7 separate regions of the Mus musculus genome follow, and all the other regions are linked to region 1. The links are chromatin loops, found by intact Hi-C in ENCODE. Cell type or tissue: heart. All regions are shown on one strand. Region 1 overlaps Mmel1 (membrane metallo-endopeptidase-like 1). Region 2 overlaps Plch2 (phospholipase C, eta 2). Region 3 overlaps Prkcz (protein kinase C, zeta). Region 4 holds the start of Faap20 (Fanconi anemia core complex associated protein 20). Region 5 holds the start of Pex10 (peroxisomal biogenesis factor 10). Region 6 holds the start of Hes5 (hes family bHLH transcription factor 5). Region 7 overlaps Plch2 (phospholipase C, eta 2).

The links. Peaks named below come from ENCODE experiments on the same cell type or tissue, not always from the same donor. Only the 100,000 strongest peaks of a DNase experiment are listed, where the experiment ranks them.
Region 2: it touches region 1 in a loop (2.9-fold over the local background); 6 of 42 quality-filtered maps call a loop at or near these places.
Region 3: it touches region 1 in a loop (2.4-fold over the local background); 4 of 42 quality-filtered maps call a loop at or near these places.
Region 4: a loop joins it to region 1, with 2.3 times the contacts of the local background. A loop is called at or near these places in 14 of 42 quality-filtered maps.
Region 5: a loop joins it to region 1, with 10 times the contacts of the local background. A loop is called at or near these places in 39 of 42 quality-filtered maps.
Region 6: it touches region 1 in a loop (3-fold over the local background); 9 of 42 quality-filtered maps call a loop at or near these places.
Region 7: a loop joins it to region 1, with 3 times the contacts of the local background. A loop is called at or near these places in 6 of 42 quality-filtered maps.

The regions. Positions count from the first base shown.
Region 1 is chr4:154,875,520-154,879,519 of GRCm38, forward strand. All of the region lies in intron 2 of Mmel1 (membrane metallo-endopeptidase-like 1), which reads left to right. Among named protein-coding and RNA genes, the nearest start is that of Gm13112, 5.5 kb to the left of the region's middle. In heart, a CTCF peak has its summit at 2,468; a DNase peak (open chromatin) is centred at 2,522; H3K4me3 peaks cover 915 bases; H3K27ac peaks cover 1,484 bases; H3K27me3 peaks cover 672 bases.
Region 2 is chr4:154,984,433-154,988,432 of GRCm38, forward strand. Plch2 (phospholipase C, eta 2) reads right to left here. Exons shown (of 22, transcript NM_001113360.3): 21 at 2,287-2,584; 22 at 1-533. Among named protein-coding and RNA genes, the nearest start is that of Gm42363, 22 kb to the left of the region's middle. In heart, a CTCF peak has its summit at 1,874 (motif pointing left); a DNase peak (open chromatin) is centred at 1,869; H3K4me3 peaks cover 1,005 bases; H3K27ac peaks cover 1,247 bases; H3K27me3 peaks cover 2,622 bases.
Region 3 is chr4:155,267,119-155,271,118 of GRCm38, forward strand. Prkcz (protein kinase C, zeta) reads right to left here. Exons shown (of 18, transcript NM_008860.3): 14 at 1,915-2,034; 15 at 1,066-1,145; 16 at 577-666. Among named protein-coding and RNA genes, the nearest start is that of Faap20, 19 kb to the left of the region's middle. In heart, a CTCF peak has its summit at 1,546 (motif pointing right); DNase peaks (open chromatin) are centred at 863 and 1,393; H3K27ac peaks cover 399 bases.
Region 4 is chr4:155,247,704-155,251,703 of GRCm38, forward strand. Faap20 (Fanconi anemia core complex associated protein 20) reads left to right here and starts at 2,263. Exons shown (of 4, transcript NM_001190445.1): 1 at 2,263-2,359; 2 at 2,803-2,947; 3 at 3,053-3,333. The coding sequence starts at 2,298. In heart, CTCF peaks have their summits at 559 (motif pointing left) and 1,734; DNase peaks (open chromatin) are centred at 1,738, 2,308 and 2,768; H3K4me3 peaks cover 2,423 bases; H3K27ac peaks cover 2,493 bases.
Region 5 is chr4:155,064,202-155,068,201 of GRCm38, forward strand. Pex10 (peroxisomal biogenesis factor 10) reads left to right here and starts at 2,829. Exons shown (of 6, transcript NM_001042407.1): 1 at 2,829-2,973; 2 at 3,622-3,702. The coding sequence starts at 2,868. In heart, CTCF peaks have their summits at 500 (motif pointing left), 1,987 (motif pointing left) and 2,202; DNase peaks (open chromatin) are centred at 1,970 and 2,770; H3K4me3 peaks cover 2,003 bases; H3K27ac peaks cover 2,358 bases.
Region 6 is chr4:154,959,169-154,963,168 of GRCm38, forward strand. Hes5 (hes family bHLH transcription factor 5) reads left to right here and starts at 1,755. Exons shown (of 3, transcript NM_010419.4): 1 at 1,755-1,881; 2 at 1,968-2,133; 3 at 2,224-3,203. The coding sequence starts at 1,828. The coding sequence ends at 2,507. In heart, CTCF peaks have their summits at 2,292 (motif pointing right) and 2,496; DNase peaks (open chromatin) are centred at 1,493, 2,083 and 2,913; H3K4me3 peaks cover 1,741 bases; H3K27ac peaks cover 426 bases; H3K27me3 peaks cover 4,000 bases.
Region 7 is chr4:154,994,899-154,998,898 of GRCm38, forward strand. Plch2 (phospholipase C, eta 2) reads right to left here. Exons shown (of 22, transcript NM_001113360.3): 9 at 3,953-4,000; 10 at 3,555-3,662; 11 at 1,234-1,392. Among named protein-coding and RNA genes, the nearest start is that of Plch2, 14 kb to the right of the region's middle. In heart, a CTCF peak has its summit at 2,033; a DNase peak (open chromatin) is centred at 2,073; H3K27me3 peaks cover 387 bases.

The DNA of each region.
Region 1 (4,000 bases):
TCTTCCAGAGGCCAGGAGTGCGACTCCTAGCATCCACATGGCAGCTCACAACTGTGTTTAATTCTAGTTCCAGAGGACCTGATATCTTCTTCTGGCTTCTACAGGCATCAGACACACATGTGGCACGCAGGCATACATATATACAAGCAAAAACACCCATATACATAAAAATAAAACCAATTTATTTGCAGTTTTTCTGTTACATTTACTTGAGGTAGAGCATGTCAAAACACACACACACACACACATACGAAGGTCAGAGGACAATTTGTAGGGTCAGTTTTTCCTGCTACCACTTGGATCCAGAGAATTGTTGTTGTTGTTGTTGTTTTTCTGTTTGGTTACGTTTGATTTGGCTTGGTTTTTTCAAGACAGGGTTTCTCTGTATATCCCTGGCTGTCCTGGAACTCACTGTGCAGACCAGGCTGGCCTCGAACTCAGAGACCCACCTGCCTCTGTGCTGGGATTAAAGGCGTGCGCCACTACTCTCCCACTTCGTGCAGAAAATTGAATAGGAGTACTTCTCTTCTTTTATCTGAGCATTCCGTGTACCGCTCCTCTGTTTCTTCTGCAGCCATGCCAGGCTGGGGTTTGAGTTTGTCCTTTGCTGGGAGGATTTTCCTTATTTGCATTCCCTGAATCTCCAGAATCTGTCTTTTGTCTGCCATGATTGTGTTTCTGATGCATCTTCAGCCTTTCCTGCCTGTGTTCAATCTGAGCTATTCCCCCCACCCCCACCCCACCCCCGCAACTTACTTGAAATTCTTTTTTTATCCTTTTGATAGTTGCTTTTTCTTTTAATTATTTGCTAGTTTAAAATTAGATGCAAATCCTTTTCCTCCCGAAGGCCTATTTTATTATGTGTTCTTTGTGGTGGGGTGTGTGGTGGCATGGTATGGAGGTCAGAGACTACCTTTTGGAGTTGATTCAATCCTTCCACCTTTACATGGATTCTGGGGATCAGCCTCAGGTCCCAGTCTTTCTGGAAAAGTGTTTTTGTCCTTGAGCTATCAGGTAGGCTCTTGATGTCAAGTATTTTCATAAATAGCTGGGCACTCCACTTTCATTCATGGTCATCGGGAATTCTGTTCACAAGCAACCATATTCATTGTTCAGGTTAGCTGACCACAGCCTCTGCCTGTTCTTGTAAACAAAGCTTTAGTGGCACGCTGCCTTGCCCACTGTGTGCGCCTATGCTTCTCTTCCGGCCAAGCAGCAGAGCTGCGTAGGTGAGACTGAGCCTGCCAGCAACCCTTCTTGCAGGGAGATGTCACCAGCCTGGACCTGAGCTGTGTCCTCGGAGTCGGCAGCTCATCCTTGGGCTTTTCTGTCTGTTACTCGGTGAGGAAAGGAGGGACCTGAGGTGGTATGCACACCACTGCCCAGCTATACAGCCTGGCGGGCAGGGCATTCCAGCTCCCGTCCCTGCTGTGTGACATCAGACCACTTCCATGATCTCTCTGTGCTTCAGCCTGCAAAACAGAATTGATAGGGGGGTGTGTCTTAAAGGCTCGCATGAGGGTTTGAAAACTTGATGCAACAGGAATGCTTAGAAAAAAGGCCACCACACTGGTCATTATCAGATTTAGTAACAAGAAGTCAGTCTTGCTATTGACCCTATCAATCTTGACATTTCGTCCTGTGTGAAGGTAAATTAGCTTGTGAGACAACATGCTTGCACATTCCAATAGAGATGTCTCCAAATTTTTTGCTTAAACCCACCCTTGTCAGTTATATATCTTATGCTGTATTTTTAAATACTTATTATTTTGAATTACACATATATGGAGGGATGTGTGCACACATGAGTGTGAGTACTCTCAGAGGTCAACTCTGGAAACTTAGAGTTGCAAACGACTCAACAGTTATGTGGGTGCTGGGACCTGGACTCGATTCCTCTGCAAGAGCAGAAAGTGCTTTCAGCCACTGAGCCCTCTCTCCAGCCCCTGGTCTCTCTACTTTTTTTTTTTTAACACCTGAGCTATGAAAAGCTCGAGTTGCATTTTCTTTCCTTGCTATTGTCTGGATTTCATCAGTTCATAGCTCTCTCGACAGGTCCTTTTTCTGTCTAGTGATTGTTATGCAAAGTTTGTCTTTAGCATTTCAAAAGGCAGTTTGTGCCTTTTGTGTATTTGATGTGTGAGCACACGTGTGTGTGTGTGTGTGTGTGTGTGTGTGTGTGTGTGTGTGTGAGAGAGAGAGAGAGCGAGCGAGAGAGAGAGAGAGAGAGAATCTCATGTAGCCGAGGCTAGCCTCCATCTTACTATATATAGTCAAGGATGACTCTCAACTTCTGACCCTTTTGTCCGTACCTAGCAAGCGCTGGGATTATACCTCCACACCCGTTTTCAACCAGTACCTTTAAAACAGTTTGTTGGTATGGGGCAGCTTGATTATCAGGTTGGTCATTACAGGTCTTTGAACGAAAATGCCTAGCGTGGGATCCCGTGTTCGATCACTTGGTCTCCGCCTGGTGGCGCTGTTGGAAAGGTTATGGAACTCTTAGCGGGTGGAGCCTTGCTGACGGAAGTACGTCACTGAGGGTGGGTCACTGGGGGTGGGCGTTATAGCTCGGCTCCACTTCCTGCTCTGTTTCCATGCTTTCCCTGGTGCGGATTAAGTGTGATCAAGCTGCTTCTCGAGAGAGAGAGAGAGAGAGAGAGAGAGAGAGAGAGAGAGAGAGAGAGAGAGAGAGAGAGAGAGAGAGAGAATCTCTACTCCTAAAGTTCAGCTAACGGCTGTGGAGAGAGCTCAGTCAGCCAAGTGCTTGCTGTGCAAGCAAAGCCCTGAGTTCAGTCCCCAGATTCCAGTGAGAAATTCCAACCCAAAAGATAAGGTGGAGCATGCCTGAGAAGACTGACCGCTGACCTCCCACACACTGAGAAACAATACCAAGACTGACTTCCGACTTCCACACACATGTACATGTATCCATTCCCCTCACACAAACAAGAAATACAACATTAATGAAAGAAAATTCTGGTTGCTTATAGACGCCTTTTCTCGGTCTGTCCTTTCTGATGCTCAATTTTTCTGTGGTCATTTCTGTCCCTGGCTTTGCTCTGCATTCCTGGTAAATTCCATAGAATATCGTTCTAGTGCTAAGTCTTTCTTCAGACACCTCAGTGATGCCCACCTGGAAATGAGCTGTTGTAAATCGTTAGTTGACTCCATCCATTCTGGGTCTGCAGTTGTTCGTAAGCTTCAGCAACTGCATGCTTTTCTTTTTAAAAATATGTGTTATTGTATTTGTTATTTGTGTAGAGGTGAAAATGCATGGGTGTGTGTGAGAAGGAGAGGGACAGAGACAGAGAGGTAGAAGCAGAGAGGAAGACAGAGACAGAAAGAGGGAGACAGAGAGATGGAAGCAGAGAAAGGGAGACAGAGAGAAACAGAGTGCCCAAAACAACAGTTACCTAATATCTGTCCTTGGCTGAGGTCAAGCTGGCCCAAGCCAGACACAGCTTGAGCACCTCTGTGGCAGGGGAACCTCATCCAGGCACAGAGACCTAGCTGGCCATTTTCCTCTCCTGGAGAGAAGAAATTCAAGGGGACACATGAAAGTACTCAGGTCGCATGGCACATAAATATACACTCACATCCCTGTGGCCTTTGTTTTGGCCTCCTGTATGATGTAAGTGGGGAAGGTTTACCTCTGAGACTGTGTTTGTTTCCATCTGGTGTCTCCATTTGGGAGAGCTTCCTGTTGACTGTCAGGATCTGTTCCCTTGGCCACACCACAGACATCTGCCTCCCAGCCCTGCCCGGAAGCGTTCTCTCTCTCTCTTTCTCTCCCTCTCCCTCTCCCTCTCCCTCTCTCTCTCTCTCTCTCTCTCTCTCTCTCTCTCTCTCATGTGTGATGTGTGTGTGTGAGAGAGTGTGTGTGATGTATATGTGAGTGTTTAATGTGTCTATGTGATGTGTGTATGATGTGTGATGTGTGTCTGTGTGATGTGTATTTGATGTGTGTGTGTGTGTGTGTGTGTGGTGTGTAAAAGAT
Region 2 (4,000 bases), 110 kb after region 1:
CAGTGATAGGTCTATGACGGTGTCGTTGGAGGACATGCTGGAGGATGAGGAGACACTGTCCCTGTGGCTCCCAGGCTCCAGCCGCTGCCATAACCTGTCAGTGCCCGTGGCATCCGAGTACACTGCAGGTGTGGGAGAGAGCTCCGAGAGCACCTGGCCCTCACTCTTGGCCCTCCTAACCACTGGCAAGTGGCCCGGGACCCGGGAGCGGCTCTTGCTGTCTGTCTGTCTTCCAGAAGTCCCCTCACGTGGCCCGCTGGAGATCCCACCATTGTGTGGCCTGAGGGGTGGCTCTTCGTTTTCCCTACCGCCCCCAATCCTGAGCTGGAGGGTTCCAAAAGCTCCCAGAGATGTCTGCTGGGAGCTGGTCACTTTGGCTCCCAGGCCTACAGGGCACTGGGACCCTTCCTGAGATGGACCTGTGGGGGCAGCTGCCTGTAACGGGAGGCCAGGGCCCAGGGCTGGTTCCTCGGCAATGGGTTCCAGGCTGCACAGGGGGGAGATGGGCCGCTGCAGGGGGAAGAGGCGAGTATCTGTGGGGAAAGAGGGACGGGAGACAAGAGGCGGAGAGGTAGATATAGAAAGGGCAGACAGATTAAAGACAGACATGGGGAGAATCAAGAAACAGAAAAGGGATAGGGAGGGAGGGAGGGAGGGGGGAGAGAGATGGGGGAATATGAATCTCATTAATCAGCACCCGATCCTGACCCCCTGAGCCAAGGGTAGGGACCACCAGTCCACCCCAGGATATCCCAGCAACCAGGCTTTTCCATTTATACACATGTACTGTGACACTCAAGAGTACCCCACCCCGCTAAGGCTGGAGTCATGCCTGGGCCTCACACAGGCTCCATGGGGCAAGGGCAGGCCAGGCCTAGTCCTCCTTGGACTGGGACATCATGGGGACACATAGGGCTCAGGCCTGTTTGTTACCTGGCACTCGCAGGTCTCAATCCCTAACTATGGAAGCAGCACGGAGCAGGGACAGAAAGGAGAACACAGTCAGTGTATTGGTGGTGGTGGTGGTGGTGGTGGGGCACTGGCAGATGGACAGATGGACAACAATGCTGGGCAGGAGCGGGGGTCGGGGGGAATACAATGGAAGCAGGCAGACTCCAGGGACCTCCCTCTGCCCAGGCTAGAGCTCAGTAACCAGCTCAGACCAGTTCCCTCACACTCCAAGGTCAGGAAGTGTCAGCCAGGAAGGAGGGTCACAAAAAGGCTTAGTGACATTTGGACAATGCAGGTCCCTGGAAGCTGCTCCCCCTAAGCTCTGAGGCCCAGACCTCAGTTCTAAGCACCTTCTCCCCTGGTCTCTGAGGAGTCTCCAAGAGGGGATACCCTGAGGTACCACCACCAATTGACAGCAGGCTCCCATAGGACCGAAAGGCAGAGTCATTCTTGCATCTGACCCTTGGGGGTGGGGGTGGGGGGAGGCAGGGCTAAGAGCTGGGATCTTTTCAGACCTAGGAAGGTAGGCCATCAGAGCAGCCAGTCAGGGCAGCCAGCAGGCACCAGGGAAGCCCTTGCTGAGGGCTGGCTGGATATCCCTGGGTTCCTCAGCAAGCAGCTCTCAGAAATGCCTTGATGACTCGAGCAGCCCTCTTCCCCCACCCCCGCCCCCACAAAGTACAGGGCCATTAGGGCAGGGGTGGGGATCTGAGGCAGACAGGCCACAGCTAAGCTGACGGACAAATGAAGCAGAGAGCGGCAGGCAGGCACGGACCGCCTAGGCATGCCAGGTGTAGAGAGCATGGGATGCAGCGGAACGGCAGGCCTTACCGGTGGAGAACATGGGGGAATGACTCCTGATCTCCTCCAGCTTTTGAACGAACAAGGCGTTCATCTCTCCCTGCAGCGCCCCCTGCTGCCTGTGAGCACCCTCCGGCTGGCAGGGGGCCACCTTGGGGCTGCCTGGGCTGTCTGGGCTGCTGGAGTCCGAGGACACAGAGCCGCCGCCTGGACCCTGGCGCCGAGCCCTAGGACCCTTGGGGGCCTCTTTGCTTCTCCCTGGGGTGGCTCGAGGACTTGGGCTGCAGCAAGGGCCCCCCAGTGAATCTACCCGGGCCCTGGGCTGATGGCTGATGGCCATGTGGCTGCCTGCAGGCCCAGGGCTGGGTTGTTGCTCCCTTTGAAGGCCCTCAACGTCCATACCGGCGCAGGAGCCCACCACACACTTCATGCATGTGGCGGCCATCCCTGCAGGTCCAGGGCCTTCGGGGGCATTTGGGGACCGCACCTGTGCCAGTGTCCTCTCTTCTGTTGCTTCTCCTCCTGGTGCCTTACCTCGGGGGCTGCTGCTGCCTGACCTCTCTTGAGTAGGGGCCTCCAGAGCTGGGTTGGGGCTAGAGGGTGCCACGTCATCAGCTGCCCCCTCGGAGCCTGCGTCCTGTGTGCCCAGGGCCAGCTCTGGGAAGCCCTTGCGACTTGGCTTCTGGCTTTTGGTCGGGGCACTGGCCGTGCGCCGCAGGAGCCTCTGGCTAACGGAGGGCCGGGGGAGGGGCTGTCCAGCAGCATGACTGTCCAGCGAGCCTGGCTTTGTGCCTCGGAGGAAGAGACCTTTTAGACCCAGAGTCTGCTTGACCTGCAAGAAAAGGAGCCCACATAGCCGGTGCCTGGCCCACCTGACCCAGGTGTGGCTTCAAGCTTCAAGCGGGGAACTGGCTCTCCAGCGGGTGTTCTGAACCTGTAGCTACCATGGACCTGTAGCTACCATGGACCTGTAGCCACCCACTTGTCCCAGCCTTGAGGAACTGAGGACTGTAGCCCCAGATCTAGGGGGAAGAAAAGTCGGGGTCTGCCATCACCATGGTTGCACTCACCGTGACCTGCCCAGCAGCCTGGAAGGCCTGCTCTCCGTTGGCCTCTGCCTCCCTACTTCCCAGGAGCCTCTCCTCCCTCCTAGAGGGCTGCCTTTCTAGGAAGCCTTGTTGAACTCCCCCAGGCAGACTCCTTCCTCCAGGCCAGCTTGCACTCGGGGCCCCATGAGTTCCTGAGGCCCTCAACTGGCTCAACACGTACGTAACCAGCATCAGGCCACAGCCAGCTTCTGCCCAGTCCCCTCCTGCATTCCCCTCTGCATAGATCACTGCTGGAGAGGATCTGTGGCCACCTCTTAAGAGGACAGAGGCCATAGGGATCCTTACATGCCACACACCCCTGCATCCCACCAACAACGCCCACCCACCCCCATGACGGGCCGTGCTCGTGCGTTGGAGCAGCCCAGGGCCTGGCGGCCAGGGGCCCCTCTGCGGAGGCAATAGAGTGGCCAGCACTTGAATCAGCTTCCTGATTCAAGATCCCAAATCCAGTGCAATTTGGTCAATGTGGTTGGAAAGCCATTTAGAAGGAGATCCAGGATTCGAGCTGGAGCGCCCGCTGGGTACCCCTGCCCCCAACCCTAACTCAGATCCTAGCATACACAGAGGAGAGAGCTAGAGGGGCCAGTAACTGACAGTGTAGGCAGGTAGAGAGGACAGGACGGCAGAGGAGCTGCAAGGCTGTGCAGAGAGACCTACAGTCATGGGGAAGGGCAGAAGGTGCACAGGGTGAGGACAGGATAGGAGGATAGGTCCTTGGCTTTGGCTGAATCCTGGATCTGCCTCGTAAATGCCACTCTCTGGCTGAGGATGGCCCAGGGGACCCCAGAAACGTGTCATGATCCATGTCACATGAGCTGACAGTCTCCAAAATGCTACCAAGTATCACGGATGCTAATGGGCGCGGCCTGGCATGCAGGTGGGGCGGCGGGCTACACCGTCCCGCGGCGCCGGGTACCTTTGAGACTCCTAACAAGGCTGAGCTTCTAAAAGTAGACTTGGGACATAGAGAAGCCCACTGCAAGACCAAAGAGACAGAGTGAAGGCAGGTGAGGTGGCCGTGGTGGCCAGAGCAGGGCCTACCCAGCCAGGGATGGCCCTCAGAGAGAGGCAGACATAGGATAGATGGATGGGTGGTGGCAAGTAAGGGGACACTTTTAGTACCTCTGGACCCATGATGC
Region 3 (4,000 bases), 390 kb after region 1:
TGGAAAGGAAGAGAACTCAAGGCTCTGACTATGTAATAATGAGGCCCAGCTCTAGACTGGCCATGGGATGGGGGTAGAGGGGTATCATCTTTCCTGATTGCTTGTTGCCTCTGTGGCCTGGACCCTCCCGATTCCTCCCAGTACCCACAGACACAAACAGTCCGGTAAACAGAGTAACTGGTTCTTCGTGGGGATGGAATGTAGTCATCAGTGCTGGCTGTAAGCCATCTGGAAGGATCAGGGTGGGGTTGCAGGGGATGGGGGAGGTGTCCACTGTCCCAGAGTTGGGCAAGTTCCAGATCTACTCAACTGGCTAATCTTTATACTTTTCTTCAAAGTATAAAGTTGAAGTTTTTCTCCTAATATCAGGAATGGACTCAAGTCCGAGCCGATGCCTGTGCCTGCTACTCTGTCCTGTAACTGTTGACATCAGGTTCTTGGCAGCTTTGGAAAACCAACCACAACACCACAGAAAATGGCCAGACACCATGTACCAGGCACCCAAGTACACACGGGCCCATTCTGGCAAAACTGGCCCACCTCGCAGAAGGGGCACCGGTGACCCTCGAGGCTTACCAGGTCCCAGTCTATGCTGCGGAAGAAAGCATGAGACTTGATGTCGGAAAACCCAGTCTGTGGCCGGCAGCCAAGCCTCTCTTTGGGATCCTGGGGGTCAGAATTCAAATGAGGGTGAGTCAGGACTCCTAAGGAAACCCCTGATTCAACCTCAACCCAACGGGATGGCCCAACTGCCCCCACGGGAGTTCCCTGTCCCCAGCTGTTCTGATGTCCAGCTGGGTCTGACCTTCCCTCTGTTGGGACTGCTTTTCCGGTCAGTTACTTACTCACTGTTTTGCTATATCAATAAAAAATTAAACTCAAAGATCACGGAGCCCCAGTGCCAGAGTGGATGAGCAGCAGCAGCACAGAGCAGCTGGGGGCAGCTGGCAGCTGATGACAGACAGCTCCAGTAGTGGAGAGACTCTGTCCACCCACTCCATCCCATGGGTAACTTGATCCCAGAGGGTTACAAGGGATCGTCTGTCACCGCAGCCAAGAGCATACCTTATTTAAAAATCCTTTTAAGACGTGTGAGGCCTTGACAGACAGGAAACGGGGAATCCGGATTGGCTTTTCCAGGATAACTGAGGACAGAGACCGGGTGAGAAGCGGCACTGTTTGCTCTTTCCGATAGCCTACGGGTGGGCCCCCTGAACTCTGCTCCTTTTGTGTTTTTTTGTTTTTTGTTTGCTTGTTTTTTTGCAAGGACGGAATCTTGGTAGGTATCCAGCCTGGCTTTGAATTCTTGACCTTCCTTCCAGCCTCTTGAGTAGCTGGGATTACAAGGCCATGTGACCCACACCTGGCTTGAACCCCATTTCTAAGTCAGAGCTCAGACTTGTAGCCCTGGGACACCTTCCTGTTCCAGAAGCCTGCTGGGTCCTTCTAGGGACCTCCTGGTAGCACTCACATATCACATAGCCTTGTGTGAACCAACAGCTCCCTACTACCTTTTGGTTGCAGGCATGTGGAGTCTGAACACCGATCACCAGGGGGCGCCGAGGGACAGCCCTGAGGGGCGTATCAGTGGCCATTAATGCTCTCTCATCAGGAGCAAGGGAGCCTGCACAGGCTACAGGGAATGATCTGGGTGGGCAGAAGGGGGCTCTGGCTAAATCAGGGTTTCTAGGTGACCCATAGTGAGGTGGACTATGATCACCTCGTTTTACAATCTCTGCCAGAGGAATGGGTTCGTGTGTGTGTGTGTGTGTGTGTGTGTGTGTGTGTGTGTGTGTACTGTTGCTGATGCACAGCACCAGCCTGGACAATGCTCCATCCTCACCTTTGAGAAGGGAAGAAAAAATAACATGCAGAGGGAGGTGGGAGGGAGTGCATACACCATGGGCCACCAACCTTGGAAAAGGTAGTCTTCAGTGTTCATGTCAGGGTTGTCCGTGATGATGTCAAAGGGGGAGCGCCCAGCCATCATCTCAAACATAAGGACACCCAGTGCCCACCAGTCCACGCTGAACCCTGTGGAAAAGCGGGCAGTCACTAGGCAGGGGGTGGCTGGGAAGTGGCACACTCTGTCCGTGAGTGTGAATGTGCCAAGAGAGTCGCTGTGCTGGACATCTGTGTCCTCAGAAGCTGTGACTCCTCACCTGCAGTGTGGGATACCCAGGCTGTGTCCCTGGCCCCTCAGCTCTGCTGGGACATCTCTGTTACTCGAGCATGCAGAATGGGACCAGGGACGGACCCTGCTTTGTTCCTGTCGTCGTCATCGTCATCATCAGTGATAGTGACCGATGATGATGATACAGGCTCTCGATATGTAGTCCAGGCTGGCCTTGAACTTGTGACTCCCCTGCCTCAGCCTCCTAGGGCATGGCACCATAACTAGTTGTATTTTTTTCCTGATTTGATTTACAGTTACAAAGCCCGCTTCTCACTGAGGAATGTGGCCCAGTGGTAGAGAACACTTTGTTCACACGTACAAAGCACACGCGCCATCCCCAGAGCTGCCAAAATACACAGAACTCACAGAATCCATCTCCGAGACGAGAAAACACAGCTACAATTTCCTGTATATTTACATTCACTATTCTTTCTTTCTTATATTTTATGTATGTGAGTACACTGTCACCATCTTCAGACACACCAGAAGAGGACATCGGATCCCATGACAGATGGTTGTAAGCCACTATGTGGTTGGTGGGAATTGAACTCAGGACCTCTGGAAGAGAAGTCAGTGCTCTTAACTGCTGAGCCATCTCTCCAGCCCGTTTTGTTTTGTTTTGTTTTGTTTTAAGACAGGGCTTCTTCGTGTAGACCTGGTTGTCCTGGAACTAACTCTATAGACCAGGCTGGCTTTGATCTTAGAGATCTGCCTGACTCTGCCTCCTGATGCTGGGATTGAAAGTGTGGGCCACCATTGCCCGGCTGGCTGACTGACTTTCTCTCTCTCTCTCTGTCTCTCTCTCTCTTTCTATGTTCAAGTGCTAAGTATTTTAAGACAGCAGGAGGGATGATCAGTCTTCATACTCTGCCTGGCCACCCCTACCATCTCTGCTCAGAACAGTCCCCCTGCTCTGGCACACACAGAAATAGGGTCACTTAGAATGCTAGACTGATTTCTGGCTCCAGTCTGCCACCCCTGGTTACTGAGCCACTTCAACTGAAGCAGCTTGTAGGAACTCAGTCATTCTTCTGAATTGGTGACTCGCACGCGCTGCCCGCCACACACTCATTTATGTGAAGGTGTATTTATGACTGGTTTCACTGAAGTCACCGTCACTAGTCAGGGATAGACAGCTCATGCCTGTAATCCCACCTGTCTGAACAGCAGGAGAAGCTAGGATGCAAAAGTGGGTGCGTTCACGAGCACACATAGATAACATGTGTGATGAGCCTCTGTGCACAGTAAACACATTTTTTTTACAAACAGTAAAAAAATAAATGTGCACACACACACTGCATGCTACATATCCTCCTCTATCACACACATGCACACACATGTATCACACACATGTACACACATGTATCACACACATGTACACACATGTACCTGTATATGTATGCCCTGCCCCCAGGTGCATAGGACTGTTTCTACCCCGAGGAGTGGAAGTACACCTTCGTGTCTACAGGGTCCCCAGATCACCCCCTGCTCTGGAGCCCAATGGGGGCACTTCTGCCATTCCCAAGGGCACTTTGTTTCTTCCACATATGCATGGCCAGTGGCCAGTGGCCAGCCAACTTGAGGTTCTGTGACCCAAACCTGGGCTTTCTTGTCGTTGCTTCATGTTCCTTTTTCTCCTCCCTGGCCTTAGGACTCCTCAGAGAGAGGAATGTTATTCAGTGTCATCTGGTGGGCCTCAGGGAGTATGCAACGGGTAACCAGCTGGGAAACCCTGAGGGGTGTTCTGTGTTATTTTTGGGTATAATTTGGCCATATATCTCCCTGCCAGGGCCACTGTAGGGTGGGCCAGACAGGTTCTTGCTC
Region 4 (4,000 bases), 370 kb after region 1:
GTCTACAAAGTGAGTTCCAGGACAGCCAGGGGCTACACAGAGAAACCCTGTCTCAAAAAAAGGGGGGGGGGCTGAAATATCCTTTTGTAACTGTTGTGAATCTTGGCTCAAAAAAAAAAGTTGTTTCTGAAATGCAAGGGTTAATCCCAACCAGAGAGTATTTTCCAATAACTTTCTTATCACCACAACAGATAGTTCCAGGAGAGTAAAATATTTTCATCAAATTCAACCTTAATTTTGTTGTTATTGTTTTTCAAGACAGGGTTTTTCTTTTTGTAGCCCTGGCTGTCCTGGAACTTGCTCTGTAAACCAGGCTGGCCTCGAACTCACAGAGATCCACATGTTTCTGCCTCCTGAGTGCTGGGATTAAAGGCATGCACCACCACCATCTGGCTTTAATTTTTATGTTGTTGTTGTTATTATTATTATTAATTATTTCCTGGTCTGGAGAGATAGTTCAGTGGTTAAGAGTACTGACTGCTCTCCCAGAGATCCTGAGTTCAGTTCCCAGCAACCACATGGTGGCTCACAACCATCCATACTAGGATCTGATGCCCTCTTCTGGCATGCAGGTGTACATGCAGATAGATTACTTTTTTTTTTTGTTATTTTGTTATTTTGTTTTTTTTGTTTTGTTTTGTTTTGGTTTGGTTTGTTTTTTCGAGACAGGGTTTCTCCGTATAGCCCTGGCTGTCCTGGAACTCACTTTGTAGACCAGGCTGGCCTTGAACTCAGAAAACCGCCTGCCTCTGCCTCCCGAGTGCTGGGATTTAAAGGCGTGTGCCACCACGCCCGTCGATAGATTACTTTCATACATAAATATTTTTTAAAAATTCCTTCCTGTGTGTTGTGAGGGTGGGCACACACACCGTGGTGGAGGTCAGAGGACAACCTCGCCTTCCACCTTGTGAAGGCACTGTGTCCACAAGTCCCAAAAGCTTCAGGCGAGGGGAACCTCCTGTTTCTGCCTCTCCTCTCACAGCACACCTGGAGTCCAGACTTGCGCTGTCCTGCATGGTTTCATGTCAATTCTGAGAACTGACCTCAGGCCCTTATGCTTGCATAGACACTTTGCCTACTGAGTCACCTCCCTAGCCCAAATTCAACTTTTTGTTTTGTTTTGTTTGAGACAGGATCTTTCTTCATAGCCCTGCTTTCCTGGAACTCACTCCATAAACCAAACTCATAGAGATCCTCCTGTCTCTGCCTCCTGGGTACTGGGATGAAAGGTCTGTGCCAGTGTTCTTGCAAAGGATTCAGGTTCATTTCCTAGCACCCACATGGTAGCTCACAACTGTCTGTAACCACAGTTCTAGGCGGTCCAAGACCTTTTTCCAATCTCTGTGGGCACCAGACACATACGGCACAAATACATGCGCTCTCCGAGATTAAACTTGCTCTTCCTCTTCAAGTCTGCAGAGACAGAAGACAACCTTAGTGCAGAAACCATCCCCAGACCCTGGTCTAGACACAACTTCCAGGATGTGGAACCTGGAAGTACACACGGTGTGTGTGTGTGTGTGTGTGTGTGTGTGTGTGTGTGTGTGTGTGATCTCACCTAAGGATGGGGTGCAAAGCTCTGACTGGAGGAAGACCCAGGAAAAGGGTCTGCGAGTCAGATGGTTGCAGGACAGGCGTTTGGAACGGCCCTGACCCCTGGGGGCTGTGAAGTAGAAAGCTACTAGCGAATCCCAATGCGTACATCAAAGTGCCTGGACTTTTGCTGCCACCAAGTGATGGGCTGCAGGATTGCAGGACGGGATATTGGTTAGGTAGGAAGCCCGGGTTTTTCACTCTGAGCCTTCGTCCCCTGGGCTTTGCGGTTTGATTGCTCTTCTCTTTGGTAGAAAAACCCAGTTCCTCCTTTAAGAAGAAGATGCTGGCAAAACTGGGCCTGAGAATTTGGTCCTATCCATGGGGCCTTCCTGAAAAAGACTACAGAACTGGAAACTGAGGCAGGGCATTGTCTGGGAGGTGCCACCGGCAGGGCAAGCCTGACAGCTCTCTGCACGTGTTGACGGAAGGGAGCCCAGGCTCTGCACAGGCTCGAGTGGCCCAATCTCGCACCCCTGCAAACTGGAGGGCAGCTCCGCCCTGTCCCGCCTCTCCCTCAAGGCGGCAGCCTCGTGTTCCCAACGGTTGGGATCTCGGCGCCTTAGATTTCCAGCGCCACAAAGGGGAGCTGGCACTTGGCAGAGCGGAGAGTGGGGGGGGTCTGGAAGCCGCCGGAGCGGATCCCGGTCGGAGGGCGGGCCGGGCTGTAAGTCTCACTTCCGCCGGACGCTGTTTGGAGAAGGATGGAGGAGGAGCGGAGACTGCGGGGGAGGCTGAGCCGTCGGAGGCCGCCCGCGGGGGGCGGGTGAGGCGGGACAGAGCGGAAGGGTGGGGTCCTGGGGGCTTTGGAAGGCGCTGAGACACCGGGAAGGCGATGGGGACGCCTCGATGTTCCCGCCTAGCTGCGGGGTTCCTCGCACGCGTGCATCTCGCTACCAGCCGCGCTCCGCCTCTCTCGGGGCGCGGTCGCTTCTTCCGCCCCAACGCTGCTGTTCCCCACCACCACCTCCGCCACCCCTCTTCACGTCGCCCATTTATCCACTTCTTTCTCAGCCCCAGGCTCCGTTTCCCCCAAGAGTCCATTTACCCTTCTAAGTGAGGTTCCTTCCCGGTCTCTTACTATGGACTCCCTCCTCCATTACCCCATTGTGGACCTGCTCCCTAGCCCTGGTACCCCTCACTGTAGAATCAACTCTTCACGATATCTCTACCATGGATGCCCCGGCTGACTCTTCCTGTGCTTCCCAGGCCCCCTAACTGCCGCCCTTGGTTTCTCTCGGAGGGAAGTAAGAGTGAGCCCTGGGCTGCTCTGTTGCGCAGCACCGTGAGCGGGACCGCGGATTGGACCCCGAACCGTCAGCCATTACCACCGCTGCCTGCTTTTCCCAGCCAGGTGTGTCCAAAAGCACTAAAGAAGGATGACCTGGGAGAGAGTTCTCAGGCCCTGGGGGAGGTCATGGTGTTGGTGGCTGTGACCTTATGGGGACTTACTTTTCAGGAGTCTCTACCTGACCCAGAGTCCACTGTGCCTCCTGAGGCCTTCACTGTGGGATCCAAGACTTTCTCCTGGACGCCTTTGCCACCTGCCCTTCGTGGCTCTGGAAGCTCCCGCCACCTGTTCTGTGAACCTGAAGGCTCCCTGGGGTCACCTACTCCATCCCTGAAAGGATGCCCTGCACTAAATTCTGGTCGAACTCCCAGCGCCCAGGAGTGTGTGCCTGTGCAGAGTCCACTTGCGTTGCTGAGTTGCCCGTTGTGCCAGAAGGCGTTTGACCCGAAGTGAGTGTCCTATCACTTAAGACTTAGCAGGGTGTAAGGTCCACCGACTTAGGAGGCTAAGAGAGTGCCTGGATGTGGCTCTGGCCTTTTGTTTATAGAACTAAAATTTAAATTATAAATATTTACATATATGTGTGCATGGCACATATGCATGTGGAGGTCAGAAGACAACTTCTTGAAATCTGTTCTTAGCTTCCACCATGCGAGTCCTAGGGATTGAACTCAGACCCTCAGACTTGGCAGCAGGAACCTTTATTTGCTGAGCCTTTTTGCTAGTCCTGGTTAATCAAGCGCAAAGTTAGCTTGATTAAGCAGCTGTCAGAACATAAGGCAGCGCCTAGTTCAGAGCCCAACAGTCTCCTCCAAATGATTTAAAAAACTATTTGTGCTGAGCTGGGAGTGGTGGCTTATATGCCTTTAATCCCAGCTCTTGAGGGGCAGATGTCTGAGCTCCAGGCCAGCCTGGTCTACATAGTGAATTCCAGAACAGCCAGTTCTATGTAGAGAGATCCTGTCTCAAAAAACAAAAACAGAAAAAAATGTGCATATTTATTGTTTGCGTAGTATATCTACATGCTCAGAGGGTTTTGCACAGAGGCACCCATGTGCACAGAGGCCAGGTCAAGTTTTTCTTGACACTTCCCACCTTGTTTTTTTTGAGAGAATC
Region 5 (4,000 bases), 190 kb after region 1:
GTTAAAGGGTGCAATGAAAAACTTAAGGAAGCCTAGCACTTCATGCCCCGGGTGGTGGGGCAGGCCTCCCAGAACCCGAGGCTGCAGTCCTCTCCCCATTCCTGCAGAGAAAGCATTGCCTTGTCCCTCCTCAGGTTCCCAGGAGACCAGATGTCAGGTGAGGGCAGGGGCTTTACAGGGTTACTCTTGCCTCAAGGTAGGTGTGGACCCCGCAGTACAACCCCAGGGCCAGATCTGGTAGAGAAATGGAGTTTTCTTGTTTGCCAGCCGTTCAGCAAGCCCCATCCTGGGTGTGATGTGTACAGCAACCACCAGAATGGTAAATCCCTGCTAGGGGCAGAGGGAAGATTTGCAAGGAATGAAAGACACTAGGCAAGGAATGAAAGACACTAGGCAAAGGGAAGCCAGCTAGGTGGTGCTGGAAGGTTTAACCTGGGGATGGGGGGTGGCGGTGGGGGAGGGCACAGAGCAGGTGCAATGGAGCCACCTGCTGGGCAATCCCCTCCCAGTTCCCAGGCCTCCCCAAGGTCCTGGCTTACTGTCTCTGGCCTCCCTACCAGCAGAACTATATTACAAATTTCTCAGATAGGGCTGGCTACAGAGGTCAGCGGATAGGATGCTTGTTGCCCCAGTATGAAGAGCAGAGTTCAGATCCAGAGAGCCCACATAAACATCTGATGGGTGAGGTGACCCACCTGAAATTTCAACCGTGGAAGGAGGATCCCAGAGTAAGTTAGCTGATAAGACTAGCCATGTGGGTAAGTCCTGGTTTTGATTCAGAGACCTGCTCCAAAGAAGAAGGTGGAAGAGCAATCCAAGATGATACCAGGTATCGTCCTTGCCAGACTCCACACTTGCAGGCGTACACACACACACTCTTATGCATGCCACATATCCACATATGCCCACACATATACAAACATGAATATATACACATGCGTACAACACAAACACAATAAATATAATTTAACTTAATAGAGTTAGACAACAGAGTGGTGGGGCTGGAGAGATGGCTCAGTGGTTAAGAGCACTGACCGCTCTTCCAGAGGTCCTGAGTTCAAATCCCAGTAACCACATGGTGGCTCACAAACATCTGTAGTGGGATCTGATGCCCTCTTCTGGTGTGTCTGAGGAGAGCAACAATGTACTCACAAACATAAAAATAAAGAGTTTTTTAGGAGCTGGTGAGATGGGTAAGAGCACCCGATTGCTCTTCCGAAGGTCCGGAGTTCAAATCCCAGCAACCACATGGTGGCTCACAACCATCCTTAACGAGATTTGACTCCCTCTTCTGGAGTGTCTGAAGACAGCTACAGTGTACTTACGTATAAATAAATAAATCTTTAAGAAAAAAAAAAAAAAAAAGAAAACAGAGTGGCCAGAGCTGGCAAACGACATCAGGCAGGACAACAAAACCCACAGCGTGTATGACTTTAGAATTAGTTGTTGAGCTGGGCAGTGGTGGCTCACACCTTTAATCCCAGCACTTGGGAGGTAGAGACAGGCAGATTTCTGAGTTTGAGGCCAGCCTGGTCTACAAAGTGAGTTCCAGGACATCCAGGGCTACACAGAGAAACAGGAGCCTGGCCTTTCTGTCCTCCATCCTTGAAGCAGGAGGAAGAGTTTACAAGGAGAAAGTCACAAGGCTCAGTCTTAGGATCCTTGTGCTTCAGAAGGCAAGGGGTGGGAGGTGGCAAGGGCCGTATGCCCCTTCCGTAAGCAAGAGCTCTCGCTCTACCTCCACCGCAGAGTTCTGGAACCCTGAAACACTGAAGCAAAGGGGGACTCCAGGCCACATGGTCATCCGAGAATCCAGAGAACTGATCTACAATGATGTCACTACTCATCTTGCCCTTCCACTTTCTCTCCTCACTGAAAAGCCTCTTGTTTCCCTGATCTGTGCAGGATCTGTTTGGGTTAACAAGCTCTAGCAGCCCAAGCTAGTAGAAAAGATGGGCTGATAGCTCCACCTGCTGGCCATCTTGGGTTTTGTCCCATAGGAAGAATCCTTGAGAGCCCACAAAGGAAGAACTTGAGGATCAAGGCACCGCTGTGCCTAGGATTTAAGCCCACGGAGAGAGACGCTTACTTAGGCCGTATCCCTGAGAACAACAGATACTTGAATAGTGTTTCTGGTCTTGTTCCCCATGGCTGAGAGAAGAGAATGCAAAAAAGCAGTCGCGTGTAAGGAGCAGTCCAGGCGGGGACACTTAGAACAGGCCATACCCCATGGTTATGGTAGAAATGAGCTTCCAAGTTTGAAAAGTCTTCCAGCACAAGCGGCCTTGGGCCTTCAGAGAATCTACATTTCAAACTGTCACATTTGATTTGGCTAGAAGTTCATGCCTCTGCATGAGCCGTGACTGCCTCCTAGCAGTGGTCAAAGGTGCTATCTGGGATTGCCCAACCCAAGCTGAAGAAACCAGGGCATGGGCAGGGAGGAACTCCAACAACTGGAGCCTTCAGCAGTCCGTTGGAATCACGTGGCTATCCCAAAAGATCCACTTTTGCAGCCCAGAGACACGTACCTCCTGCCAGAAAACTGAACCTGAATCAGGCCAAAAACACATCTGCGAGGCTGAGCTTTCTCGGGGGTCCTACCCACTAGGTATCTACCTCCTCCCTGTCATTACCCGCCACTTCACTGTGCCGCTTCACCCTCCAAGCACAGACCACACCCCTCCCCGGGTAGCCCCACCCCTATGTCGTGGACACGCCCACTACTCCGCCTCCACAGATGTCACGCCTAGGCTCCGCCTTCGCCCGCGTGGTGTTCGCAGCCTCAGCCCCACGACGGACGCACGTCGAGCGTCACAGGCCCCGCCCACGAGGTGCGCAGGCGCGGTGCGAGCTCTGCGATTCGGGCCATGGCGCGGGCGGGTGCCCCTGAAGTGATCCGGGCAGCGCAGAAGGACGAGTACTACCTGGGAGGCCTGCGGAGCGCGGCGGGTGAAGCGCTGCACAGCCTAGCGGGTGAGCGTTCCGGGCACCCAGACAGGCGGCAGCTCCAGAGTTTGCTTGGAAAGCGGGGATCAAAACAGAGGTACACACTGCTGACCACATTGCAGGTCTCTGCTTTAGTGTTTCTCAAGCATTTGCCCATTTATTCTCCAGACGCCCCTACAGGGTGGACCTAACGTCATTACTCTCATAGGTAGACACGTGGATCACACAGGCAGGGATTTGGGATTTCAGAGAGCCGAGGTTTGATACTAAACAGGTCGCCTCTGGCTTATGTTGTTAGCACTACCTAGACTTTCCTGGGCTCCATGTCTCTAGGACAGTACCTGACTCAAGACAGTTACAGTCGGGGCTTCTTAAGAGGCGGTCTTCGTCTCGGAGACATTCCGGTCACCAAGGGCAGCAGAGGAGGTGAAGGGAGAGACGAGTTGTTGAGGGTCGTCTTAGGAGTGACTTGACTTGGACTTTACCTGCCCTTCGGGAGTGACAGGGTTTCTCTGTGTAGCCCTGGCTGTCCTGGAACTCACTCTGGTCAGTCTGGACTCGAAATCTCTGCCTCCCAAATGCTGGGATTAAAGGCGTGTGCCACCACTACCCGGCTGGGAGTCATCTTAAGAGAACCACTTCACCTCTCTAGAGCTAATATTTTTCTTCTCTCAGGTGCAAAGAAATGGCTGGAATGGAGGAAAGAGATCGAGTTGCTCTCGGACATAGCCTACTTTGGCCTCACCACAATTGCAGGTAGCTGTCTGTGCTCGGCAGGTCCTGGGCACTGAGGGGCCCACAACCCACCCAGGTCTGGAGGGGATGCTTGAAGGCTCCTGGAAATCACCTGCATTAGTCTCTGTTTCCGGGAAGGAAGATACTGGCCAGAGGGCACTCACTGCCCCAGACTTTCTCTCAGCAGGATGGGCTTTTCCATTTATGGGGTACGAGGCAGATAAAAAGGAAGAGGCTATCGAGTGGGGGGAAGGGTACGAGCAGGGTCATGGTGAGACACATGGAAAGATCACAAGGTACTCCACAGGGCTGGCCTCAG
Region 6 (4,000 bases), 84 kb after region 1:
AACAAGATTTCACTGAGAACCACCAGACTCCTCTTCCTTGTAGTTTGAGGGGGCTGCTTGACCACCACACAGTGCCAACCACTGCTAGATCTCAGGGCTGTAGAAGCAGAAGCCCAGACATACAGCCCCGAGCCTCCCTTCTGCACTTACAGGGTACCTCTGTCAGAGCTCGGGTGAGGGTTGTGGCAGGGACTAAGGGAGGTGAATTCTGCACTTATATCTTGCACTGGACAGACCATCCTGTGCTGCCTCAAAGCCAAGCCTTCCCCTCTGTCCCAGATGCTTCCATCCATGGTAACCCAACAACCCCTTGTGCTAAGAGCTTCTGGAGCAAGACCTTCGGAATAGATCATTTACAGCAGTGGGTCACTACCATAGCAGGAGGGCGTTTCCCTAGTGGGCACTGTGAAGGCCCTTCAGTTCCTGAGCTCAGACATGGCTGACATCCATCCAGAGAACCTGGTTTCATTCCACACTGGCTATTGTGCTCTGATGCCAGCCTCCTGGTTTGGGCCTGGCTAGGTCTTAGGTTGACCCTAGGAGGAAGCACGGGGCCTTATCTCCTCCCTCAGCCCCTGCAGAGTATTGGGGAAATAGTACAGGTTCCAGATGGAGGGACGCTCCTACATGGCCATCCCCTAGGTGTCTAGGGTGTGACTAGTAAGGTCACCTGGTTAGGAACCACGGTTATCAGTTCTTACAAAGAGGCCCATCCACACTGGCACAGCATTCATATGGGGGCTTATTTTTAGGTCTCCCACCTTCTACCTGCCAACACAAAATGCTGAATGAAACTGGAACACACACACAGAGGCATGCACGCGCGCGCCCGCACGAGCTGAGGGGGATGTCATGAGAGGAGTTAAGGGCAGCCATGGTTTCCTAAAAGCCACGCGGGAGTAGTGATCACGGACAGCATGAAGGAGGCACGGTCCTCCTGTTTCAGAGATGCATGTGGCACCTGGTGACACAAGAGCAGTCCAGATACCCTGTGGGTTCAGGGGTTCCTGAGGGCTTCCTAGGTATGGGGCTTTGTGCTAGGCATTATCCAAAGCAAATTCAGCTAGCCTAGAAGTACGCTTGGCAGGCTCCGCGCGTGGCCATTTCTAGCTGCGGAGAAGTCACTCCTCTCAACTGACAGAACTGGCAATAAAGCGCCTAAATTCTAAATACATGAGTCCCTCTCTCATCCTGTACCTGCGAATGGCATGGCGGCAGCATCTGTTTGAGAGAATGTGGCCCACTTTAACCCACTGTGCCTGTGGGCAACAGGTCCCAGCTGGGGAGGGTGCCCACTCCTCTGGAAGTCGCTGTCTGTTCATTGTAAAACTCTCATTTCTCTGCGCCTGTGGCCTCTGCCAGCCAGCGGTGGGGAGCCTCTGGGGAGTGGGAGGGAAGAAGGGAGAGAAGGGGGGGGGAGAGCACTCCTTCCTGCCCTCCCCACCTCCCCGCGGCCTGGGAAAAGGCAGCATATTGAGGCGCGGGGCTCTCAGCATCAGGCCCCGGGATGCTAATGAGGGCGAGCGCGTTCCCACAGCCCGGACATTGTGCCGCGCGGCCCACCTGCTCCTCGGGGAGCGACCATTGTGCCCGCGCCAATTCACAGGCAATTTAGCGTGCGCTAATGGGCCGGCGCCTTTGTGCGGCCGGCGCCGCCATTGGCCGCCGAGTGTGGGAACGGCCGCGGCGCCCGGACCCCAGGCGCCGGGCCGCTGCCCGCGCCTATATAGGGCTGGCGTGCTGGGGTCCAGGTCGCGCCAGTCCGGGACGCCTGGCTCTGTCCGCTCCGCTCCGCTCCGCTCGCTAATCGCCTCCAGAGCTCCAGGCATGGCCCCAAGTACCGTGGCGGTGGAGATGCTCAGTCCCAAGGAGAAAAACCGAGTAAGTGCAACTCGCCCGGCGCGCGCCGTCCGGTTCCCCCGGGGCCTCCGGCGTCCGCCGCCCACCTGACGCCTCTCCTCCCGCAGCTGCGGAAGCCGGTGGTGGAGAAGATGCGTCGGGACCGCATCAACAGCAGCATAGAGCAGCTGAAGCTGCTGCTGGAGCAGGAGTTCGCGCGGCACCAGCCCAACTCCAAGCTGGAGAAGGCCGACATCCTGGAGATGGCCGTCAGCTACCTGAAACACAGCAAAGGTGAGCCCGGCGCCTGCGCCCGCCTCCTGCTCCCGGCCGATGTGGCTCCCACCGCGCGCGCCCCACTCATGCCGCTTCGTCTCCCCACAGCCTTCGCCGCGGCCGCCGGCCCCAAGAGCCTGCACCAGGACTACAGCGAGGGCTACTCCTGGTGCCTGCAGGAGGCGGTACAGTTCCTGACCCTGCACGCCGCCAGCGACACGCAGATGAAGCTGCTTTACCACTTCCAGCGGCCCCCAGCTCCCGCCGCTCCTGCCAAGGAGCCCCCGGCGCCCGGAGCTGCGCCCCAACCGGCCCGCTCCTCCGCTAAGGCTGCTGCTGCTGCGGTCTCCACCTCGCGCCAACCCGCCTGCGGCCTCTGGCGGCCCTGGTGACCCAGCGGCCGACCGGTGCCTGGAGCGGACCAGAGGATGAGCTCGTTCCTCTGGATGTGGGAAGACATTCCCCAGCCGCAGTTCAGCCCCAGGTTGGCCGCTACCTTCTTCCGAAGGCTCCCTCCTCCGGCTGGCTGGCCAGCAGGAGGGTCATTCTTAGAGAATGTGTGTGCAGAGTTGTCATTTGGGGATAATCAGGGCCCACCCTCTGCCGCCCGTCCGACCCCGTGGGGTTGTTTTGTGTTTGCATTTCAGCAAGTGACTTCTGCGAAGTTCCTGGTCACCACCGGGGGTTCTATGATATTTGTAGAGTCGGGGGTTGGCTCACCCCAGCCCGTAGAGGACTTTCTTCAGGGCCCGTTGCTGCTGGGCAAGCACCCTGCAGGCGGGCTGTGCCCTGGGCACATTTGCCTTTTGTGAAGGCGGAACTGCAGGTGTTTCCTCATAGGAAAGCACTCAGCCTGCGTGGGCGTAGGGCCCATGGGGCCTCACCTCAAGGTCCACATGGCCTTGGCTGTCTGATGCGCGCTCACAGTGGGCTGTCTGGGAGGGTGGGGTCTCCACGATGATCCTTAAAGGATTCCTTTGTATGGGTGGGTGCATGTGGGCACGATTTTGTACTTAGAATTTGAACTCTTGGTCATGTGGGAGAACACAGGCTGTTCTGAAGGCTTCTAATAAAATATCAAGCCCTCCATGTCTGTGCCTCTCGTCTGTCCTTAGCAGCCTAGGGGCAGCCTGCCCGGTGACCGGAGGTGGAACAGTGGGATCTACCATGTTCACAGTGAAACCGGGATCAGGAGGAGTGCTTGCTGGTGGTCCTCTGCCATAGAGGAAAAAGGGAGGGCAGGAGGTGGAGAGGAGAGGGGCATACAGAGCTGTTGTTGCTCTCATGGTGAACAAGACCTGGGTGGCCGCTGGGGGTTTCTGCTAGCTCCCAGGTCAGGGTAGGGGAAGAGATCCTAACAACTGTAGACTCTCTGCTTTGTCCACTGAGAGGAAGCTGAGGGCCTCAGTGGACCTCTTGCTGCAGCAAGAGGCTCGGCTGTGCCGAACCTGAGAAAGTATCTGTTCTAGCTCCCGCTTCCCCTTAGTTCACCTGCTTAGGCGATTCATAAATGCCCTCCCTTCCACAGAGCGACCAGGGCCAGGACTGACCCATTCCATTCAAACTATGAGCCTGGTAGGTATGGGCTATTGTCTAAGACAGGGTGTCCGCTTTAAGGCAGGCTATAGGTTAGTCAAGTTCACAGGGCTCTCCAAAGGCAAAACCCATGGAGCAAGAAGTGGGAAGGTGTGTCTACATGTCTTCTGAAGGACAAAGTCATAGATGTGGCTCCCATCCCGACTTGGATCTTTCCCATCTAGAAGTTCATTAGCCACCACCCCCCTCTTATTCCTATCCACTCTGCCAGGGACCACCTGAGGACCCTTCTGTGACCCACGTATAGTAAGCAAGGACAGAGAACCTCATCTGCACTCATTTAGCTTAC
Region 7 (4,000 bases), 120 kb after region 1:
CCTCTCCCCCTCCTCTTCTCCCTCCTCCCCCTCTCTCCCTCCAAGACGCTTTCTCTGAGCACAGTTATTCATACATGAGATAGCAAGGGCCAAGCTGTGCTCTTGGCCCCAGGTGTCCTTCTTGTTGGCCAAGAAAAGCAGAGATCCTATTAACTTTCACCAGGGTTGGACCAGTGACAGGGCCCCACCTCCACTCAGCCCCCTACTAATGGAGGCTGGGCAAAGCATCAGGCAGGTTATATTCTCCTGCCCAAATGTCTGGGAGCTAAAAATAAAGAGAAGGCCGTGTGCACGGGACCCGTGTGAGCCACCTGCAGAACTATCATATCAGCTGTGCTGAGCTCTCTAGGGCTGTGGGTGGAAACAAACACACCTCTAAAAACACAGCAGGAGCAGATCCTGTTCTTCTGGAAGAGGTCCTCTTCCGGCCCTCCCAAGAGCCTTGGAAACAGCTAGAATCGAGCCAGTGGCAAGGAAGGGCAGGGGAGTGGAGGGATGGTTCTCCAGACATCTCACCCTGCAGATGCCTTACTCAGCTGCAAGGTCAGCTCCACAGCCACCACAGCCAGCTGCTGGCCTGTCCTTCAAGCCTGGCTTGCTGCTCCCCAACAGCGGCACACCGACACATATCTAAGATGCTTCAGATAGCTCTCAGGACTGCCTGGACCCTGAGATCCTGCTGTCTATCCATCCCTCCATCACCCATGAAACCCTCACCAAGGTATGCAATGCTCAAAGTCCCTCCAAGAGAAACCTTAGGTCCCTAAGAGCATACTTGCCCATATACAGATACTGTGCTAGTGTGCATGAGTGTGCACGGGCATCTATGCGGGTGTGTGAATGTTGTATAGGTGTGTGCAGGGAGGTATGTGTGTACAGGTATGTGTGCAGCTATGTGCACACATGTGAGTGTTGTGTGGTATGAGCACACAAGCATGCATATGCACTTGTATGCGTGTAGGTATATGCAGAGGTGTATGTTTATATGGGTGTGCATGCAGGTGTGTATGCACATGTATAAGCATTATGCACATGTGTGTTTAAGTACAGGGCTATGTGTGTGTACTGGCACATGGAAAGGTACAGGTGTGTATATGGATAGATTTGTAGACATACCTCTGCAACCAGTTCTGTATGTGCATAGACATCTATCTACTTCCACATGTTCTGGGGTCCTCACCCAGCTCACAGACGAGGTGTTGGAAAAATGCATGTCAGCAGCAGAGGGCTCACCTTCTTGGCCTCTGCTTTGCGCCCAAGCTTTCCAGAGGGGGATAGTGTGGACACAGAGAAGTCATTGGGGTCTTCACAGTCACGGATCTTTGACTCCTTGATCAGAGAATCCAGCTTCTTCTTTGCAATGTTTTCCACACGCTTCCGATTGGTGGAGGCCTGCCACAGGTCAGCCTGTTAGTGTCTGTCCCCATCCCAGAGAGCAGCCCCACGGTCCCTATACAGTCCCTGGGATTCTCAGCACAGAGCCTGTGGTTTGCCCCAGGCAGCTATGGGCAGCGCTAAAACCCAGATACGTGTAGTCCCTAAAGTTGTGTGGCCCCAGAGGAGGAGGTCGGGACATTCGGAACATAACATAGGATCTGAGACCCACACAGCGGCTGCCATAAATGTTGAGCAGCCAACAGGGACAGGAACCTCTAACTCAAGCTGTGTGCAGTGAGGCCCTGATGTACTTGCAGCACTTAAGGGAGACCTCAGTCTGGGACATCACTCTCCGACAGGACAAGCTCAGTGAGACCCTGATGTAGTTGGAGCACTTGAGGGAGGACCTCAGTCTGGGACAATCAGGACCCCCTGCATGCTCAGGATAGGGTAACCCCCACTAAGGATGTCAGTCCTAAGTTCTGCCACCATCCTGGGCCAGCCAGAGACATGAGCAGGCACACCGGAAGCAGGAAGAATCTGCTGTCTCAGGGCTTTCTAAAACAATTAGGCAGCGCTGGCCCGGAGGCCTTCTGCACAATTATTTTCCCATCTGATGACTCCTTGGGGGACAATAAAGTCTCTGCTGCCTCATAGTGGCTGAAAGCAGTGGATGAGCAATGCCCAGAAGAGAGACGTCAGTTACAAAGCCTTCCTCCACTCAGCTCCCGGAGGACCAACCCCGACAGCTCAGGCTCCCTCCTCAGCCCTGGGCCAGGCCAGCTGCTCTGTGGGATGTCCGTGTTGCCACACAGGAGGTCTCAGCACTGCAGCTGGCTCTTGGAGTTGGTTCTGGTGCAGGGCATGGGGTAGCTGGTCATGAGCACTGACCACTGAGAGCATTGCGGTCCTCACAGTCCCTATACAGACCCTGTGATTCTCAGCGCAGAGGCTGTGATTGACCCCGGGCAGCTGTAGACAGCACTGAAACCCAGATATGTGCAATCCCTAAAGTAGTGTGGTTCTGCCCCAGAGGAGGAGGTCAGGGCGTCAGAAGATAACAGGATCTGAGACCCACACACTGTCCGCCATATGTGTTGAGCAGCCAGCAGGGACAGGGCAGACTTTGGCCAGGCAGCTGGGGTGCTCTGAGTTAAAGCATGGCAGGAACAGGTGTGGGTATGGGTGGGAATGGTGTGGAACCCCCTCAGTGTTAAGTCTCAGCGTCACAGACAAAATCCAAGGTCAGCTTAGCAATGGAAACCAGAAGGGGGAAACAGTAGGTGTGTGGCTGGCCTGCATAATAGACACGAGGGCCCTCCCCCTCCTCCACCGTCCCCTCCCCCACTCCCCACTCCTTACTTTCTCTTCCAAGGCAGGGTTTCTCTGTGCAATAGCCCTGGCTGTCCTGGAATTCACTTTGTAAACAGGGCTGGCCTCGATCTCACAGAGATCCACCTTCCTCTGCCTCCCTAGGGCCTGAGGCTTTGTACACCACAGCATTTACCGTATGTCCTCTCTTCCTGCTGCCAACCTTCCTCACTGATCCTGGTGACCAGGACAAGAGACTGCTCCTCACATCCATAGGTTTCCCACCCTTGAAGGGACTCCAGCCAGCCTAAGCGTGGCCAGCCTGGGTCTGGCAGGCCTTGCCCTTCTCCCCAGTTCCCTCTGCCTTGATAAAATCCATTAGATTACTTTCCTAAGGCTAGCCACCAAGGTCTGTTCCCTTTTTTTTGGCCACTTCCTCCTCTTGAGGCTGACCACCAAGGTCCAACTATCACAATACTGAAGTCCCGCAATCAAAAGCCCCATTTGACTCACCTAATTAACAGGCCTAGTTAAAATCAAACATCTCATCCTAACACGGGGTTTCTCATATGTATTTATTTTTTTACATTTGTAAACCACCATTTGCCTATGGGCCACGTCTGTCTGTCTGTCTCTTCTCTATCCAGAGGCAGTCCTTTGTCCCCCCGCCCCCCAGGACAGATACCCCTTGCCCCCTCCCTTGTTCCCTTCCCCTTCTCCCTCACCCTCCATCTCCTGTCTTTGTCTCTGACTCCCTGCCCTCTCTCCCTCTGGGGTAAATAAATCCCCTTTGTGCTGAGAATTGGTCTTGGGTGTTGGGGGCCAACTCCAGGTTCCCTACAAGCAGAGCCTGGGCTCCCACTCACATCCCCATTGAGGAGCTTGCAGTCATCCTCCATCTCATCAGCACTGTCCTCATCAGATACTTCGCCTTCTTCTGCATCCTCACTGATATTGGCAGGGAGCTTCTTCCCCTGGGGGAAGAGGTAGATAACGGGAATCCAGCGGCCGGTACCCACCAGGAGCGGCCGCCATAGGGAGGAGGCCTTTGTAAAGTTCCCTCTTGGAACTCCAGGCCACACGTGGGTTGTAACCATGCAACCAGTTGGTGCTATCGCAGCGGCACACAAGGGAAGTGGCTCAAGGTGACACGGCCATCCTGAGAGTGAGAACCTCCCTCCCGCCCAGTCTGCCCGTAGATACTGTAATTCTCCAGCTTGGCCCCAGGCCAGAGCCGTCATGATGCTGGTCCTGGAAACCTCACCTTCACCAGGATCTTGCCCTTGAGCATCTGTGGAGATGGAAGCATGGT